4 separate regions of the Homo sapiens genome follow, and all the other regions are linked to region 3. Evidence: chromatin contacts called from ENCODE Hi-C or POLR2A ChIA-PET data. All regions are on one chromosome and are shown on one strand. Each heading gives the region's core, a stretch centred on a gene start or an enhancer-like site at or near the end of the contact. The rest is flanking DNA. Distances are from core to core; before and after follow the strand shown. Region 1 has its middle 110 kb from the start of AP1S3. Region 2 has its middle 24 kb from the start of AP1S3. Region 3 has its middle 140 kb from the start of SCG2. Region 4 holds the start of MRPL44 (mitochondrial ribosomal protein L44).

What was found. A loop is a pair of places that touch in the nucleus more often than their neighbours do. ChIA-PET counts read pairs that join two places held with the same protein, here RNA polymerase II (POLR2A). Pooled maps may share reads with other maps.
Region 1: a map of ascending aorta shows a loop between it and region 3 (2.3-fold over the local background). The contact joins two enhancer-like sites. A Hi-C loop is called at or near these places in 2 of 168 maps with a recorded cell type or tissue (ascending aorta and chondrocyte) and 5 of 50 pooled maps. POLR2A ChIA-PET finds 5 or more read pairs at or near these places in 1 of 52 experiments (A673).
Region 2: a loop to region 3 is called in a map of endothelial cell of umbilical vein, with 7 times the contacts of the local background. The contact joins two enhancer-like sites. A Hi-C loop is called at or near these places in 5 of 168 maps with a recorded cell type or tissue (Caco-2, IMR-90, OCI-LY7 and 2 more), 3 of 37 single-sample maps with no recorded cell type and 7 of 50 pooled maps. POLR2A ChIA-PET finds 5 or more read pairs at or near these places in 1 of 52 experiments (OCI-LY7).
Region 4: a loop to region 3 is called in a map of CD14-positive monocyte, with 6 times the contacts of the local background. The contact joins the promoter of MRPL44 here to the enhancer-like site in region 3. A Hi-C loop is called at or near these places in 2 of 168 maps with a recorded cell type or tissue (CD14-positive monocyte and PC-9) and 4 of 50 pooled maps.

The regions. Positions count from the first base shown.
Region 1 is chr2:223,725,142-223,729,787 of GRCh38, reverse strand. No RefSeq gene overlaps it. Among named protein-coding and RNA genes, the nearest start is that of AP1S3, 110 kb to the left of the region's middle. RefSeq lists enhancers at 2,931-3,598, 3,294-4,493. Within about 2 kb of position 2,132, at least 5 of the 41 ENCODE cell types and tissues checked have a DNase peak (open chromatin) inside an H3K27ac peak, as active enhancers do; they include A673, where a contact is called at or near this core.
Region 2 is chr2:223,859,890-223,864,020 of GRCh38, reverse strand. No RefSeq gene overlaps it. Among named protein-coding and RNA genes, the nearest start is that of AP1S3, 24 kb to the right of the region's middle. Within about 2 kb of position 2,505, at least 9 of the 41 ENCODE cell types and tissues checked have a DNase peak (open chromatin) inside an H3K27ac peak, as active enhancers do.
Region 3 is chr2:223,459,441-223,463,635 of GRCh38, reverse strand. No RefSeq gene overlaps it. Among named protein-coding and RNA genes, the nearest start is that of SCG2, 140 kb to the left of the region's middle. Within about 2 kb of position 2,760, at least 5 of the 41 ENCODE cell types and tissues checked have a DNase peak (open chromatin) inside an H3K27ac peak, as active enhancers do; they include A673, CD14-positive monocyte and PC-9, where a contact is called at or near this core.
Region 4 is chr2:223,955,977-223,960,270 of GRCh38, reverse strand. MRPL44 (mitochondrial ribosomal protein L44) reads right to left here and starts at 2,808. Exons shown (of 4, transcript NM_022915.5): 1 at 2,620-2,808; 2 at 269-737. The coding sequence starts at 2,798. RefSeq lists an enhancer at 2,724-2,893 and a silencer at 2,964-3,033.

The DNA.
Region 1 (4,646 bases), core at 883-3,382, 270 kb before region 3:
AAATTTTGGTTGAGGTGGGCAGATCACCTAAGGTCAGAGGAGTTCGAGACCAGCCTGGCCAACATGGTGAAACCCTGTCTCTACTAAAAATACAAAAATTAGCCGGGTGTGGTGGTGGGCGCCTGTAATCCCAGCTACTGGGGAGGCTGAGGCAGGAGAATTGCTTGAACCCAGGAGGCGGAGGTTGCAGTGAGCCAAGATCATGCCACTGCGCTCAAGCCTGAGCTGGAGACGTTGTCTCAAAAAGAAAAAAAAAATTTTTTTTGCAAAAATGAGGTCTTGCTATGTTGACCAGGCTGGTCTTGAACTCCTAGCCTCAAGCAATCCTCTCATCTCACCTCTCAAATTGCTGGAACTACAGGAATGAGCCACCATGCCTGGCCCAGGATAGAGAACTTAAATAGCTAAAAGGGAATCCTGATGTATCACAGAGGCATTGACAGCATAAAGCAGTTGTCACTTTTAGGACACAAAGGCAAGATGTTGGGATTATTGGAAACTAGAAACTTGGAGCAGGAACCTTCCAGGGGTGGCCTCGGCCTCTGAGGAGTTTCAGGACTAAGACGAGGGCCCTAAAGAATTGCCATTCAGACCTCTGAGAAGAGAAGAAGGAGAGAAAGCACAGTGGGAAGTACGTTGGACAGATGGTGGGGCCAGAAAATGAAAGTTCATTCAAGGCGGTAGGAAGATCAGCTTATACACACTATGTTGCAAAGTTTAGTTGACTTGATTTATTTCAGGAATGGGATAAGGAAGTAAATACACAAGAGGAAAAGACATTCAAGAAAATTGAAGATATATTTCATGCAGATAACTCTCACTTTTCTTATTTTACTTTAAAACCACTGTTGACAGAGATGAAAAACCTACCGAAAACAAACAGCTAGTCCATGGAAATATGTTTGCTGGTTCCTGGAGTTGAGAGGCAGCAACACTTGGGCCCAAGATAACAGCGGGAAGTGCAGAGAAACTTCTGAGCCAGACTGAACTTAGTTCAAATCTTAGCTTTATCACAAGCTGTGATATTACTCAAGTTATTTAACTTCTCTGTACCTCAGTTTTTGTAATTGGGATTATTATTACTACCATCACAAGTTGAGTTCCACAGAACTAAAATCGAAGTGCCAGCATGCCTCCAACACTTACCCCATGCTTCATCTGGGGATTTACTGCACCCAAATTATAATCCCCTGTATTATAATAACCAAGAACAATCTGTCTATTTCTGATCCACAATAATTATTTATAACACCGCCTTTTTTCCCCCAGTAGATGCCTGGAGTTTGAATCTGTTTAGCATGAACTCCTAGAAATCCCTCACTTTCTTGGTGTACACCCGAATTTGGGAGACTCCGGGTTGAATATCAGAAAGACTTAAAAGGCTATCAGACAAACGCTTGATTGAAATTTTCCCCAGGATTAAAACAGGCAGAGTCTCAGTATGAGTGATAATAATAACAGTACAGGGATGTCCCCTTAAAGACAATGGGGAAAGACAAGGAGATTTGAAATAGATGAAAATGTGGAACTCAGAAGATGTAGGTTCATATAAACTTTTTTTTTTTTTTTGAGATGAAGTCTCGCTCTGTCACCCAGCCTAGAGTGCAGTGGCACAATCTTGGCTCACTGCAACCTCCGCCTCCCAGGTTCAAGGAATTCTCCTGCCTCAGCCTCCCGAGTAGCTGGGACTACAGGCGCCTGCCACCACGCCCGGCTAATTTTTTATTTGTAGTAGAGACGGGGTTTCACCATCTTGGCCAGGCTGGTCTCGAACTCCTGACCTTGTGATCCACCCACCTCGGCCTCCCAAAGTGCTGGGATTACAGGCGTGAGCCACCGTGCCCGGCCGGTTCATATAAACTTTAGAAAGGGAGTCAGAGAATAAGAATTTATCAGCTTACTCTAAGCATTTCCCAAAGGACTGGGATTCCAATTCCAAGTGAGCAAAGATTTATCCTTCTAGAGAAGGAAAGGGCCATTCATTTGCTTTCCATAGCTTATTGGAAAATATCTCTGTGTAACTCGTATCCAGCAGTCATCAGGCATCTTCTCATTCTAATTTGCTTTCCTTAGCCGACTTGCATGCTAGAAGGAAGTGCCCTCTGCTGGTGTAAGAGTTCATAGGCCAAGTCCTTCTCGCATTCTAATTTGGTACCTTATAATTGGTTTCCTGTTACTGAACAGTCCTGTGTGAGTTTGGGTGATAATATTACACTGAGGCCTGAATTGGGGCAGGACCAGCATCAAACTAATTAGGGCCAGCATTCCACATCAATAGCATATATGTGGCTATGTTTGGGGGTTCCAAAAGTCCTTGTAATCTCAAATTATCTTTGCTGCTCATCTGCTATAACGTCTGAAATGCTACCATTAAATTTATCCCATTAGACTATAGTTCCAAGAATTACCAAAATGTAAGTTCATTTCAACCTAATAAACTCTTACTGGGTAAACCTTTAGTTTAGGGCATTGCGATGGGTACTCGGAGTTAAAAACCAAAAGCAAAAATTAAGATGGTGATTAAGTAAGTTTATCTATCACCCTCAACAGCTGCAAAACAAATTGTACGATGCAATGAAAAGTTAATATATCCAAAAATGCCCAAAAGAGGGATAAGGACTCTTATGCAATAAAAATTCAAAGAACTGAGTGATTAGTAGGTGCTGGAGTAGCCAGACATATGACTTGCATCAGGACTTCAGAGGTAAATAGCCCATTTGTGGTGGTCGTAAACAATTTAGGTTTCGCTGGTGAATTAGCTATCCAGGCTCCTTGAAAAGAGAAAGATTTAGAATGAATTCGATGACACTGCTCAGGGGCTTACTAAATTAGAGAATAGCTTACATGGGAGACCCCAGGACAAATACCTGGGGGCTGAATTGTGTGACAACCAAAAAGTTTCCAAGGACAAATTTGAAATTTGACTATTTGCACAGGGATGTCAGAGCTTTGTTGGATGATGGTACCCCGTGGGTGCCCTGACATACCTGAAGCTCTGTTTGAATAACGAACACAGTGAACAGTGAAATGGCCCTTTGCATAATCTGGGAAAGTCCTTGGAAATCCTGATGTGAAAGGCAGACTGGAAAAGGTCATTGTTGAGATTTTCCCTCCCCTCCCCTCCCCTCCCCTCCCCTCCCCTCCCCCCTCCCTCTCTCTCCCTCTCTCTCTTTCTCTCTCTCTCCCTTCCTTTCTCTTTCTCTCTTTCTTTCTTTCCTTTTCTGAGGCACAGTGTCACTATGTTGCCCAAGCCAGTCTCAAACTCCTGGGCTCAAATAATTCTCCCGCCTCGGCCTCCCAAAGTGCTGGGACTGCAGGCATGAGCCACCACGCTCAGCCACTGTTGAGATGTTGTAAGCAAATTGTTATGGAATGCAACCCCAAATTCATATATTGAAACCCTAACCTCCACTGTGATGGTAGTTGGAGGTGGGACCGCTGGCGGGTAGTGAGTTGATCATGAGGATGGAGCCCCCAGGATGGGATTAGTGTTTTTTATAAAAAGAGATTAGTGTGCTCTCCTTCCTCCCAACCCCTTCTCTGTCAAGTGAGGATACAACAAAAAGATAGCCACTTGCCAACCAGAAAGAGGGCTTTCACCAGACACGAAATCTGTCAGCAACTTGATCTCAGACTTGCCAGGCTGCAGAATGATGAGAAATAAATGTTTGTTGTTGAAGCCACCCAGTCTATGGTATTCATTATAGCAGCTCAAACAGACTAAGATGCAAATCAATATAAAACACTCTGTGAAAAAAAAGAAATGCTTTCAATATTTTCCAGTGAAAAAGAACTCATAATAAGGATTTGACATTGTTTGACAGGAAGGAAGGCTTCTGTTTCTAGTTTTTTAGTTAACTTGACAGTGAAGTTCAAGTTTGACAGTTTAAACTTTCTTTGGTTTGAAATCATCATTGCCAGGTGGGGGAAGAGGAAGCAGGACCCACACAGGACTCAGGAGGGCATTTAGGTCATTCTACCCAGGCCATTGCCATTCTCTTCCTACTCCTCTGAAAGAAAGGGAGGCTTTGACGTCAGGCGTGGGTGAGTCATCTTTCCTCCCAGGGCCTCCGGCTGGAATTTGCAGGCTGTCTTTGCAGCAGCTATTCTGTTAGTCATTCACAAAAAAGCATCCTGGAAAAGCTGAAGGGAAATGCTTGGATGGACAAGTGATTAAATTTCTATTTTCATGGCAGAGAACCTGCTGGCTTGCTCACAAAAGCAGCTGCATCCAGTACCAGGCACCCCAAGGGCACCCGGTAAATACTTGTGGATTCATTGACGAAAAGATCTGCTGGGTTCTCTTAAATCTTGGTGTTGAAACTGAATTTTCAGATACGATTATGTGACTGGTAGATAAGGTTTTGTGCCTATTTACTTCTCCATGCTCAAATGTCAAATCAAATTTATTGGGTTTACATAAAGAGGTTAGTAACATTGCTGGCCCTACTATCATGAACATTGTGAAAGGAAAATGAATAAGGCCCTTTCTGAAGCTTTATCTGCAGGGGTACATGTGTGGGATTCAATGGAAGGAAAGTTGAACTGTGAGCTAAGAATGATTGTCTCTTTTGCTCCAGGAAGCCCTCAGCAATCATTTGATCTTTTTTGAGAATCTGTTAGGGAAAAGAATAAAAATATCTCCT
Region 2 (4,131 bases), core at 1,256-3,755, 400 kb before region 3:
AAAATTGAATGTCTTTTTTAAAAAAACTAAAAAAATTTTTTTAATCTAGTGTTTTATATGTTAAAATGTATTAACTAAGGATAGTACACAATTAAGCACCTAATTGTGTTGAAAATGCAATTGCACATTTAGAAAAATTGTCCCTAGTTTATGAAGTTGTTTCTGTGCTCTAATAATCATTTCAATTGCTGTTTAATCTCTCTATTTAAACTATGTGTCTGCATCTTAATGAATCCAGTGGAAGCTTCTAATTAAGTACATAGTGCTGGATTTATTTACACCGATTGCCTAAGTCTCAAAACCAAGTCACAGCAGGATCCAGGGAAGCAGTTACATCTCAGAGAATAAAACACCATTACAGAATTTATTCCCGTGTTTACACTAGTGTCTAGAAGCCAAATACTGAAAAGAACATAAAAGGAAGTGTGTGTGCTTTGAGTAAGTCTTGAAGCTACTTAACTTTTTTTTTTTTTTCCCCCATCAGGGCCCTTATTAGAGTTAATTTAATGAACAACAAAAAAACATGATTCGGCCGGGCGCAGTGGCTCATGCCTGTAATCCCAGCACTTTGGGAGGCTGAGGTGGGCAGATCATGAGGTCAGGAGATCGAGACCATCCTGGCTAATATGGTGAAACTCTGTCTCTACAAAACATAAAAAAATTAGCCAGGCGTGGTGGCACGCACCTCTAGTCCCAGTTACTTGGGAAGCTGAGGCAGGAGAATCTCTTAAACCCGGGAGGTGGAGGTTGCAGTGAGCCCGGCCTCCGTAAATTTCTTAAGGAAGAATGCCTGGGAGATGATTATGTTTTTAGTCTGTGATATGGTTAAGCTTTTTGTCCCCACCCAAATCTCATCTGAATTGTAATCCCTGTAATTCCCACATGTCTCGGAAGAGACCAGGTGGAGGTAATTGGATCATGAGCGTGGTTTCCCCATGCTGTTTTTGTGATAGTGAGTGAGTTCTCACGAGATCGGATGGCTTTATAAGGGGCTCTTCCTCCTCCGCTTGGCATTTCTCCTTCCTGCCACCTTGTGGAAATATCCAGCTACAAGTAGTTCTTTATAACAGTATGAAAATGGACTAATACTGGCCAGGCGCTGTGGCTCACGCCTGTAATCCCAGCACTTTGGAAGGCCAAGGCAGGTGGATCACCTGAGGTCAGGAGTTCCAGACCAGCCTGACCAACATGGAGAAACCCCTGTCTCTACTAAAAATACTAAATTAGCCAGGCATGGTGACGTGTGCCTGTAATCCCAGCTACTTGGGAGGCTGAGGCAGGAGAATCTCTTGAACCTGGGAGGCAGAGGTTGCAGTGAGCCAAGATTGTGCCATTGCACTCCAGCCTGGGCAACAAGAGTGAAACTCCGTCTCAAAAAAAGAAAAAGAAAAGAAAGAGAAAGACAATGGACTAATACAGTCTGTGTGTGTCAGAAATATTTTCCATTGCATATTAAAAAATAAATGACTAGCCAGGTATGGTGGCACATGCCTGTGATCCCAGCTACATGGGAGGCCGAGGCACAAGAATCGCTTGAATCCGGGAGGCAGAGGCTGCAGTGAGCCAAGATTGTGCCACTGCACTCTAGCCTGGACAACAGAGTGTGACAGAATCTCTCTCAAAAAATAAAATACAATAAATAAAATAAAATAAATAAAAAGGCCAGGTACGGTGGCTTATGCCTGTAATCCTAGCACTTTGGGAGGCTGAGGCAGGCGAATCACATGAGGTCGGGAGTTTGAGACCAGCCTGACCAACATGGTGAAACCCTGTCTCTACTAAAAATACAATAATTAGCCAGGCATAGTAGCAGTCACCTGTAATCTCAGCTACTTGGGAGGCTGAGGCAGGAGAATCTCCTGAACTTGGGAGGTGGAGGTTGCAGTGAGCCAAGATCGTGCCATTGCACTCCAGCTGGGTGACAAGAGCGAAACTCTGTCTCAAAAATATATATATATATATTTGCTGTCAGCCTATGATTTTAGGTTGTGTTCCTTTGAGGCCAAGCCTGTCTGGATACAAAGTTGGTCACCTTTCTTTACAAGCAGGCTGCTCTCTCCTTTTCCAAATGGCCTAGTGTTACTGCTTTTATTGTGTGAGCACCTGAGTCCAGAGAGGGCAGAGAAGGTAAAGGTGATAGAGGGGGAGAAGAATTCCCAATATACATTGTTTTTCTTTTCCAATCAAAGTACTAAATTCTTTACCTGGATTATTTTATTTAATCCTTTTAAGAACTCCTTGAAATAGGAATTTATTTTTATTCCCATTTTATAGGTGAAAAAATGGTCCTCAAATTCTACTTTTTCCCTTTCCCAAACACATCCTTTTATTGCCTGCCCAGCAATTCTGAGCTCCCAGAGGTGGCCAAAAGGAGGGGCTAAGGAACATGTTCATGACAGCCTAGGGTAGAAAGAGCTTGGACTTTGGCCTCAGACTTATCTTGGTTTGAATTCCAGTGTTGCTACTCACTAGTCATGTTAACACTTGCAAGTTATGCAAACATTGTGGACATTCACTGGTTTTATTTTCTGTAAAATCAAAACCAGTGTGCAATAATATAATGTATGTAAAGATTAAGACATGTAAAGTAGCTAGTCTAGTATCCACGGTGGATAATAAATATGGGTTTCTTTCTGCTTCCTTCTTTCAACTGGAGATAATGGGGATGAACTGGAGCTTGAAGCTGCCCTGTGGAAGGAGATGGAGGAGAAGGAGCCTTTGTGGGAAGTGACCGGGAAGGCAAAGCTCACCCCGCAGTGGCAAGTTGCCATATGTAGACTGGTTGTTGCATCCTGAGTTCCTGGTTTGTGGCCTAAAAAGAATGTAGGGTGAGGCTGGGCACAGTGGCTCACACCAGTACTCCCAACATTTTGGGAGGCTGAGGTGGTAGGATTGCTTGAGTCCAGGAGTTTGAGACCAGCGTGTGCAACATAACGAGATGTCATCTCTACAAAAAATACAAAAATTAGCCTGGTGTAATGGTGCATGCCTATAGTTCCACCTTCTCAGGAGGCTGAGGCAGGAGGATCACTTGAGCCTGGGAGACTGAGGCTGCAGTGAGCAAGATCAAGCCACTGCACTCCAGCCTGGGCAATGAAGTGAGACCCTGTCTCAAAAAAGAAAAGAAAAGAATGTAAGGTGTTTTTACAAAAGGCTAGTACTGGGTGGTGCCAGTCAGTTATCTGACCCAGCCCTTAGAATACTTGTTACCCCCTAGTTTCCTGGAAGAAGGAACTATAAAGACTGAATGAGCAGGGTTGGAGGTGTGGATGAGGCCCCACTCTCCAAGGGTGGCCAGGATGGCTCAGCATGGGGGACACCCTCCAATGGAGCTGCGGGCCTGAGAATCAAGGTCCAGAAAGGAAGAGTATCTGGAACCCAGGAACATTCCTCAGGGGGATCTTTTTTTTTTTCTTTTTTTGAGATGGAGTCTCACTCTGTCGCCCAGGCTGGAGTGCAGTGGTGTGATCTTGGCTCGCTTCAACCTCCGCCTCCCAGGTTCAAGCGATTTTCCTGCCTCAGCCTCCCGAGTAGCTGGGACTACAGGTATTTTGTATTTTTAGTAGAGGCGGGGCGGAGTGAGACTCTGTCTCAAAAAAAAAAAAAAAAAATAGAAATGTTTGGAAAGGCATCAACAAAATATACTTACAGAATGAATTAATGAAGTTTCTAAGAACTTCATTCATAACCCTGGTTCATAAAGAACATTTTCCCACATAATGCCTTCTATTTTCTCTAGGTCAGAGGGTGGGGAAAGGCTCTTACTGGTAGCTATTACTCAAAATGAACACAGGAGGTCTCCACTGCCATGCCTTGGCCTAAAATGGCCTTGGTTTTCCTTGGAAGTCATCTGCATCTGCCTCTCGTAAGACTATTAACTTAGTACTTAAGGTCCAGAACAAAAATAGAAAATGTTTATGTGGGCCGGGCGTGGTGGCTCACACCTGTAATCCCAGCACTTTGGGAGGCTGAGGCGGGCGAGTCACATGAGGTTGGGAGTTTGAGACCAGCCTGACCAACATGGTGAAACCCCGTCTCTACTAAATATACAAAATTAGCCGGACGTGGTGGTGCTTGCCTGTAATCCCAGCTATTTGGGAGGCTGAGGCAGGAGATTGCTTGAACCCGGGA
Region 3 (4,195 bases), core at 1,511-4,010:
TGCAGGGGGCAAGCTGTCAGTAGATTGTGACAGACCCCGTTGTGGGGTCTGGAGGATGGTGGCCCTCTTTTCACAGCTCCAAATGGCAGTGCCCCATTGGAGACTCTGTATGGGGGCTCCAACCCCTCATTTCCCCTCTGTGCTGCCCTAGTAGAGGTCCTCCATAAGGGCTTCGGCCTGGACATCCAAGCTTTTTCATACATCTTCAGAAATCTAGGCTTCCAAGCCTCAGCTATGACACTCTGCATGCCCAAAGGCTTACTACCACGTGGAAGCTGCCAAGGCCTATGGCTTTCACCCTCTGAAGCAGTGGCACGAGCTGTACCTGGGCCCCTTTTAACTCCAGCTGGAGCTGAAGTAGCTGGGATGCAGGGAGCAGTGTCCCAAAGCTGTGCAGGGCAGTAGGGCCCTGGGCCTGGCCCACTAAACCAAACTTTCCTCCTAGGTTTCTTAGCCTGTGGTGGGAGGGGCTGCCTAGAAGGTCTCTGAAATGTCTTCAAGGCCTTCTCCCCATTGTCTATTAGCACTTGGCTCCTCTTTTACTTATGAAAATTTCTGCAGCCTGCTTGAACTGCTCCCTTGAAAATGGCATTTTCTTTGCTATCACATGGCCAGGCTGCAAATTTTCCAATCTTTTATGCTCTTCTTTTCTTTTAAATATAAGTTCCAGTTTCAGGTCATTTCTTTGTTCACACATATAAGCATAGGTTGTTAGAAGTAGCCAGGCTATCCTGAATGTTTTGTTGCTTAAAATTTCTTCTGCCAAAAACCCTTAATCATTACTCTCAAGTTTAAAGTTCTACAGATCCCTAGAGCAGGGGCATAATGCAACTCTTACGTGCATCCATGTGAAGAGACCACCAAACAGGCTTTGTGTGAGCAATAAAGCTTTTTAATCACCTGAGTGCAGGTGGACTGAGTCTGAAAAAGGAGTCAGCAAAGGGAGGTGGGGTGGGCCAGTTTTATAGGATTTGGGTAGGTAGTGGAAAATTACAGTTAAAGGTGGTTTTCTCTTGCGGGCAGGGGCGGGGGTCACAAGGTGCTTGGTGGGGAGCTCCTGAGACTCATTGTCCAGGAGAAGGAATGTCACAAGGTCCATTGATCAGTTAGGGTGGGGCAGGAACAAATCACAATGGTGGAATGTCATCAGTTAAGGCAGGAACTGGCTGTTTCACTTCTTTTGTGGTTCTTCAGTTGTTTCAGGCCATCTGGATGTATACGTGCAGGTCACAGGGGTTATGATGGCTTAGCTTGGGCTCAGAGGCCTGACAGCAACTAGACTCTTTGCTAAAGCATAGCAAAAGTGACCTTTACTCCAGTTCCCAATAAGTTCCTCATTTCCATCTGAGACCTCCTCAGCCTCAACTTCACTCTCCATATCACTATCAACATTTTAGTTACAACCATTCAACAAGTCTTTTGGAAGTTCTAAACTTTTCCTCAACTTCCTGTCTTCTTCTGAGCCCTCCAAACCGTTCCAACCTCTGCCTGCCCATTATCCAGTTTCAAAGCTGCTTCCACATTTTCAGGTATCATTATAATAATGCCCCACTCCTCAGTACCAATTTTCCATATTAGTTTGTTCTTGCATTGCTATACATAAATACCTGAGACTGGATAATTTATTTAAAAAAGAGCTTTAATTGGCTCACAGTTCCACCGAATGTACAGGAAGCATGATGCTGGCATCTGCTTGGCTACCGAGGAGGCTTCGGGAAACTTGCAATCATGGCAGAAGGCAAAGAGGGAGCCAGCGCTTCACATGGCTGGAAAGGAGGAAGAGAGAGATGGTGGAAGGAGGTGTCACACACTTTTAAACAACCAGATCTGGTGAGAACTCACTCACTATACATTACCAAGGAGGCATGGTACTAAACCATTCATGAGAAGTCCACCCCCATGATCTAATCACCTCCCACTAGGCCCCACCTCAAAGACTGGGGATTACAGGTCAACATGAGATTTGGTAGGGACATAGATCCAAACCATATCAAGAGATTGGAGAGGAAGAAGATAGGTATTGGACATAGTGGCTGGGGGTAGCAGTATCTGTTTACATCTTTATAAGCTCTGGAGAGGTTGTCTCATCTTCATTTTTTGCAGCTCTTTTTAGGATGCAGTTACTTTCAGTATTTCAAGCCTCACTTTGGCTCTCTATGTCCAATTCCAAGGCAACAGAATAAGTCCAACAACAAGCTGTCACTTGGCATAACTGAGTAGCGACATGCACGTTAAAATTTTTCACTATATACCACATATGTAATCTCTATGGCTTGGGGCACTGATTCAAATCAGTTTTTTCCTGCTATTAATAATTTATTATTATTTTTTAGTGATAAATATGTATATATAGTTTAAAAGTCTAATACTAGTATGAGATTAATAAGAAAGCAGTGTCTTGCCTATATCTCAAGAAGAATCAGCCAATATCCAGTCCAGGGCTTGAGAGCTGGGTGGGGCAGGAAGCTGACTGCCTGGCTCTTTGGTATCCAGATTTCCACTCATTACCCTTGTTTTCAGCCCTATGATACACTGCTCCCTCAGCTTGCCTCTCCAGGAAAGTTACCTTACTCAGTGTCTGGGGGTGCAAATTTAGGGGTGTGAGTGCTCAATCAACTAGGTCTTGTGTTCCCAGCTCCACATCCTAGGCTTATTCAGAAGATTCTAACCCCTCTTATCACTGTGCCTTTGAGGGTCTATGGCATGAATCAGCTTGCTTGTTATTGTCATTTCCTCCACCCCCAACAGACAGTTTGGTTTCAACATTTCTGCTCTGTAAATGAGTTATGACTCATCCATCTATTTTCCAACTTCCAAAATTCTGTTGACAATCTGGCCTTCCCTCTTCTCTTCTCCTGCACTCTTGTCTTTGTAGACAGGCATAAAATTATTACCTTATGTCCTTTAACTGGTATTGAAAGAGGTGCTGGGGTGGAGCAAAGAATAAGCACATATGATCTGTCTGCCGTATTCGTCCACAAATCTCTTTCGTTTGTTTCTTAAAATCCTTAAATTGTGTATGAATATTACCTGCAGGAAATAATGCATGCATAACAATTCTACTTCTTTAGATTAAAAACAAGCTATTCCTCTCCTTTTGAACCACTTAAAAATTGCCTATAATCTAATGTGATTCAATAAATCTATAAAGCTTGTGTGCTCCCAGTAGCAATTGAGATAAAGCAGCAAGTGTGGCTGCCATTGGGGTCAGTTGGCAGCACCTGGTTGCCATGGTCACGGGCTCTTTAAAAATGGAGCAAATACTTAATGAAACACTATATCCTTCTCCTCAGCACTAGTCATTTATAGTATTCAAATATTTACAGGTATAGCAGACTCACTGAGTTTCAAAAATATAAAAATGGTCCTGCTTCCTAAAAAGCATATATTTGCTACTAGCAGTAAAAAGGACTTAAATAAATCAAATTCTTGCTTTTGACAAGCAGATGCTAAAAGAAAACTAAAATATCATCTTCTAGGACTTGATTTTAGTTTACCTTCAGAGATCATTCACTTCCCTACCAAAAGATTGACTTCATTTTTTAAAATTAGTTATGGATTACATCCATTTGGTGAATAAGGGTCCTACGATCTTTCTCTCTGCTTATTTACACTTAATATTAGTGACTATTAACATTAAATATAGATGTATTTTATGTCACCACAGATGGAGATTTCCATTTGAGATATCTTAGACTTTCAAATGACTTAGCAAACATCAAGCAGCCAATCGTTTTTCTCCAAAGATCCTTCTGCTGTGCTTTGACTCAGAGAGCCTAGAAAATTCTGAAGTGATGCTTCATTAGAAAAGTGTGGTAAATTCCAGAGGCGTACATGAGGAAAATGTAATTCTCTAGGTAGATTTATTTTTCTCTTTTCATTGGGGAAAGTTGTGAGGAGGTAATAAATTGGAGAACAAATTTGTGGTTGATTGAAGTTTCTCTGCTGCTTTCTGAGACAACTAGAATAGCTCAATGTAAACACACATTCCAACATTTATCCCAGGCAAAAATTATATATTTTAATACTGAAATTAGGAGAACAGTCGTTACTTTGTAGTCTATTGGTCTCTAGATGACAGGAAAAGATGAGCTCCCTCTGGTGGTGAATTTAACAATAATAATAAACAAATGTTATTGTTTAATAACTAAAAGACCTGATTGAATTTAAAGGATCATTCGGTTGTCAGCAAGAG
Region 4 (4,294 bases), core at 1,559-4,058, 500 kb before region 3:
TCCTTGGCCCTAAGGATGTAAACTTAAAGATGATATGGCTTGTGGTCCTTCAGAAATCACAACCCACAATTTAATATTCACTTCTGATGATATCCATAATAAGAGACAACTGGAATAATTACAGCCCTTCCATAAAAAACCTTTAGGTCTTTCTCAGTTTTTCTTGGGAGAAAAATTCACTTCCAAGGTGATATATCAAAGAAGTGAATTACAAAAGAATATTTTCCCTTCTGTCTATCTCAAGCATGTCCAATTAATAGTTACGTACCCTGATGAAAAGTGCAGTCCTCTCAGGTCCACTGCTCTGTAACAGGGCTCCAATAACTGCAAAGAAAGTCTGCTGTAACACAGCTGGGGGCACTGGGAATTCTTCACTCAGTGTTAACTGCTCCACAGCCAAGTTTCTAGCCACGTGACACACGACTTCCTCACCAGTGAGAAAGTCAACAAGATTTTTTATGCCTTCAGTGGGCATGTCTGGGTACTCGTCTTCAAGAAACTGTGTAAGGCAAGTCTGTGAAAAAGATGTCCCTTGTTCGGATAGTTCTTGATTACTTTTAAGATTCAGAAGAACAGCTTCTTTCTCTATCCCAAGTTGTTGGCGTTTGGCCTCCTCACTTTTAATATAGCAGCTATTAACAAATGCAGTTTTGAGAAGATCTAAGGAAAAGTTTTCCTGTAACCGATGTCCAAAAGCTTGTATTTCTGCATGGTAATCCCAGTTCGGCTTCTCTGAACTGAAAATGTAAAGACAGTAAGAGATGGTAAAGAGAACAACCTGTTACTGTGATATAAAAATTGTTCACTGTGTTGTAATGTTATTAATTATATAAAGGAAATGAAAGAAGGTTATATTTCTTTTTAATGCCAGGTTGATATTCTAAATGTTAAGACTAAAGTCAGATAAATACTGGCAGTCCTTTGCTATATTCTACATATATGACTGGATTAATTTTCCCTTTGATCCAATTGTCACATGAAATTGGTTCTTCAATATAAAAGACCAAGCCATTAGCCTAACTTTTAGGTTCCTTATTTCTGCTCTAACCATGATACTATGTTTTATACCTAAGTATGAAGCATAAATGTTAATTTCACAGATTCAAGCCATAAACACTAGTATGTTATATTTGCAGTCATCCCTCAATATCTGTAGGGGATTGGTTCCAAGGACTCTCCTGGATACTGAAATTCATGGATGCTCAAGTCTCTCATATAAATGGTGTAGTACAGGCACACTTCGTTTCACTGTACTTCGGTCTATTGTGCTTCACAGATTTATTGCATTTTATTTTTACAAACTGAAGGTCTGTAGCAATTCTGCATGTGCTCACTTTGTGTCTCTGTGTTACCATTTTTTAGCAATAAAGTATTTTAAATTAAGGTACATATATTGCTTTTTAGACACTACTACTGTACACTTAATAAACTACAGAATAGTATAAACATAACTTAGGTATACACTGGGAAACTAAAAAAGTCATGTGACTCGTTTTATTGTCGTGGTCTAGAACCAACCCTACAATATGTATGAGGTATACCTGTATCTGCATATAACCTATGCACATCCTCCTGTATACTTTAAGTCATCTCTGGATTACTTATACGTAACACAATATAAAACCCCTTTAAGAAACAAAGGGAAGCAAAGTATGAAAACCTAGGTTGAAAGTCGTAAGATATACATATAACATATACACCTATATAATCTGTCCAACCCATAAAGTTTCTTCCACCTTTGAGAGCCTAAAATACTTAATCTTATAATAAACAAGGGAATGGGAATTAAGAAGAGATTTTATTTTTTGCTATAATCTTCTCTGTTAGAAGACCGTTCCTACTGGTAGGAGTACAAAGTGGATCAACATTTTTTGGAGGGCAATGTTAAAGTACTAATAGCTTTCAAAATTTCATACTACACATGCGTCCCCTTTACGCGCTGTTACATAGGTTTTAATGGCAATAATATGGAGCTCATAGGCCCATATATACAGAGCCATAAAAAAGAGTGAGGTACATATCTTTGTAATACCATGACAACATGTCAAACACACATTATTAAAGAGAAAAAGCAAGATGAAGGAATTTAAATTATGTAAAGTATGATCTGGTTTGAAGCTATAAAAACCTGTGTCTCTCTCTGCCAAACCTGTTACCAGAACAGCATTAATTAGGGCAAAAATCTAAAGCTAACTTTTTTTCCTTTTACTCTAGACAGCAGAATTCAGGTTGTAGATTAATTTTTTTTCTCCTTAATTTACGATGCTGTGGGCTGCTTTCTTCCCGCTTATCGGAATTCTCAGGCATTACAAACGGGGACTACAACATCCAAGTCCACATAAGGAAGACCCTCCAGTTAGCCCCATTTCTCCCAATTTTCAGTAGCCAAAATCCTAAATGGTAGTTTCAAAACGTCGGGAACAGCCCGAAGCTCTACCGCCCGCGGCACAAATCCATTTTTTTTGCCTCAGGCCCCGCGCCCACAGCTCACGGGTGTCTCCATCGCAAACTTCCTAAGGCTTAACCCAGGGGCGCATCAGCCGCAGACACGACGCCGCGGGAAGAAGACCCAGTGTCTGCGACCGCCACCCTGAGACCTCTTCCCGAGGTGGCTCCTACCGGCGCACGGGCGGCGGCGGGCACCGCAGAAGGCGCTGCCGCTCTAACTCCTTCTGGAAGCGGAAGGCGGCGCGGAATCCCTTCTTCACTCCCCGAACCGGAGGGACCAGCTTGGGGGCGACTGGAGCCAGGAGGCAGCGATGTCCCTGCTGCAGCAATCTTACCAGCCCGGACGCCATTGCACGAGAGAAAACGATGGAAGACGGAACGAAAGTAGTCGGGCCAGTGTCCCCGTAACACACTTCCCCCGGAACCCGGAACGCGGAACGCGAAGAGAAGGCTGGGGCGGAGACAGCCCCCGGGGCGGGGCGACTGAGAGAGGGCAGGGGCGGAGACAGCCCCGGGGCGGGGTGATTGCGGCCGCCTTGAGGCTACGCTTGCGCTAGTTCTCTCCTCTCTTCGAGTTACTTTCCAATGATCCGGACTTGAGGGCGTTTGCGCCCAAAAGTTTCTGGGAGAAGTTGCTTCACCCTGTCACTCTCTTGTTCCTTCCTCTCTCGTTACAGCAAAACAAACAAAAATCTGTTTCGCTTTCAGGTTAAGGAAACATTTAAATCCTCAAAAAAAGAAAACATTTTTAATTTATATTTAGTGTTCTAGGCCACTACTGAGCAAGTATTTACCGAGCTTCTATTTTTGACCCAGCACGCCTCCAAAAGCCTTAGTTTTGGAAACCCTAGACTCAGAAATGTTGGCTTATCCAAAATTAAAATTTTTCTTTAAAAGCAATCTAATAGTACATATTTTTAAACATCCGGAAAATGACTGGAAAAAAACATAAAACGGTAATAGGGGAATTACAGTTTCTTCCTTCTTTATGTTAACACTCTTTAACAATGTAATTCTATTGCTTTCCTACCAAACTGTTAATACAGTACAATTTTTAAAAGAACATATTAAGTCACAAAGGGAGGCTTGTTTGAATTCCCAGTTTTGAGTTGCCTGCTGAACATCTAGACCCTCAAAGGGGCAATGCTTTCTGTGATCTCTTTGTTAAAGGCATCTGTGTCCCCAGCAGTCACCCAGATTGAACTCCTATGTCTTTGATTGTTTTTGTTTCGACAAACCCCCTCTTCGGTGCAGTTTCCACCAAGTGCTTTTTCCATTTATTTCCACTGCAGGTACCTGGTGGCTCTCCTCACCTCTTTCCGTGGTTAGTGTAATTGGCCTGGTACCTTCCTCCCTTCCCCAGACACAGCTCACCTACATTCATCTCTCTGAAACACAGACCACAAAGCATGTTATGACTTAGCCCGAGAATCTTCAGTGCCAGGATCATAGAACTCAATTTGGGTTTCTCAGCTTGACCATTTCAAAAGGGAGAATCTAAATGGTTCATCTCAGCTTATAAAAGGGTTCCCTTTGGGGAGGGAGAGAGCAAAAGAGGGGCTGAGCACACACCAAAAAACAAACTGATGGATTTCTGGTTGAAGGAAATTCTCCAAGAAGGGGTGAAAGGAGGTTACGATTGACCTTCTTGTTTCAATGTATGTAAAGTATTGAAAATTCATGGAACATCAATCCAATAAATGGATTAGGAGAAAATGCAGGGAACTGTCATTTCTGTAGAATTTCATTTATTAGGAAAAATAATCTAAGCCAGTTGTAGCACAATCATGTTAAGTTAAAATGAGGTGTCTCTGTGTTGAGAGTTTCTCAGTCATACAACAACGAG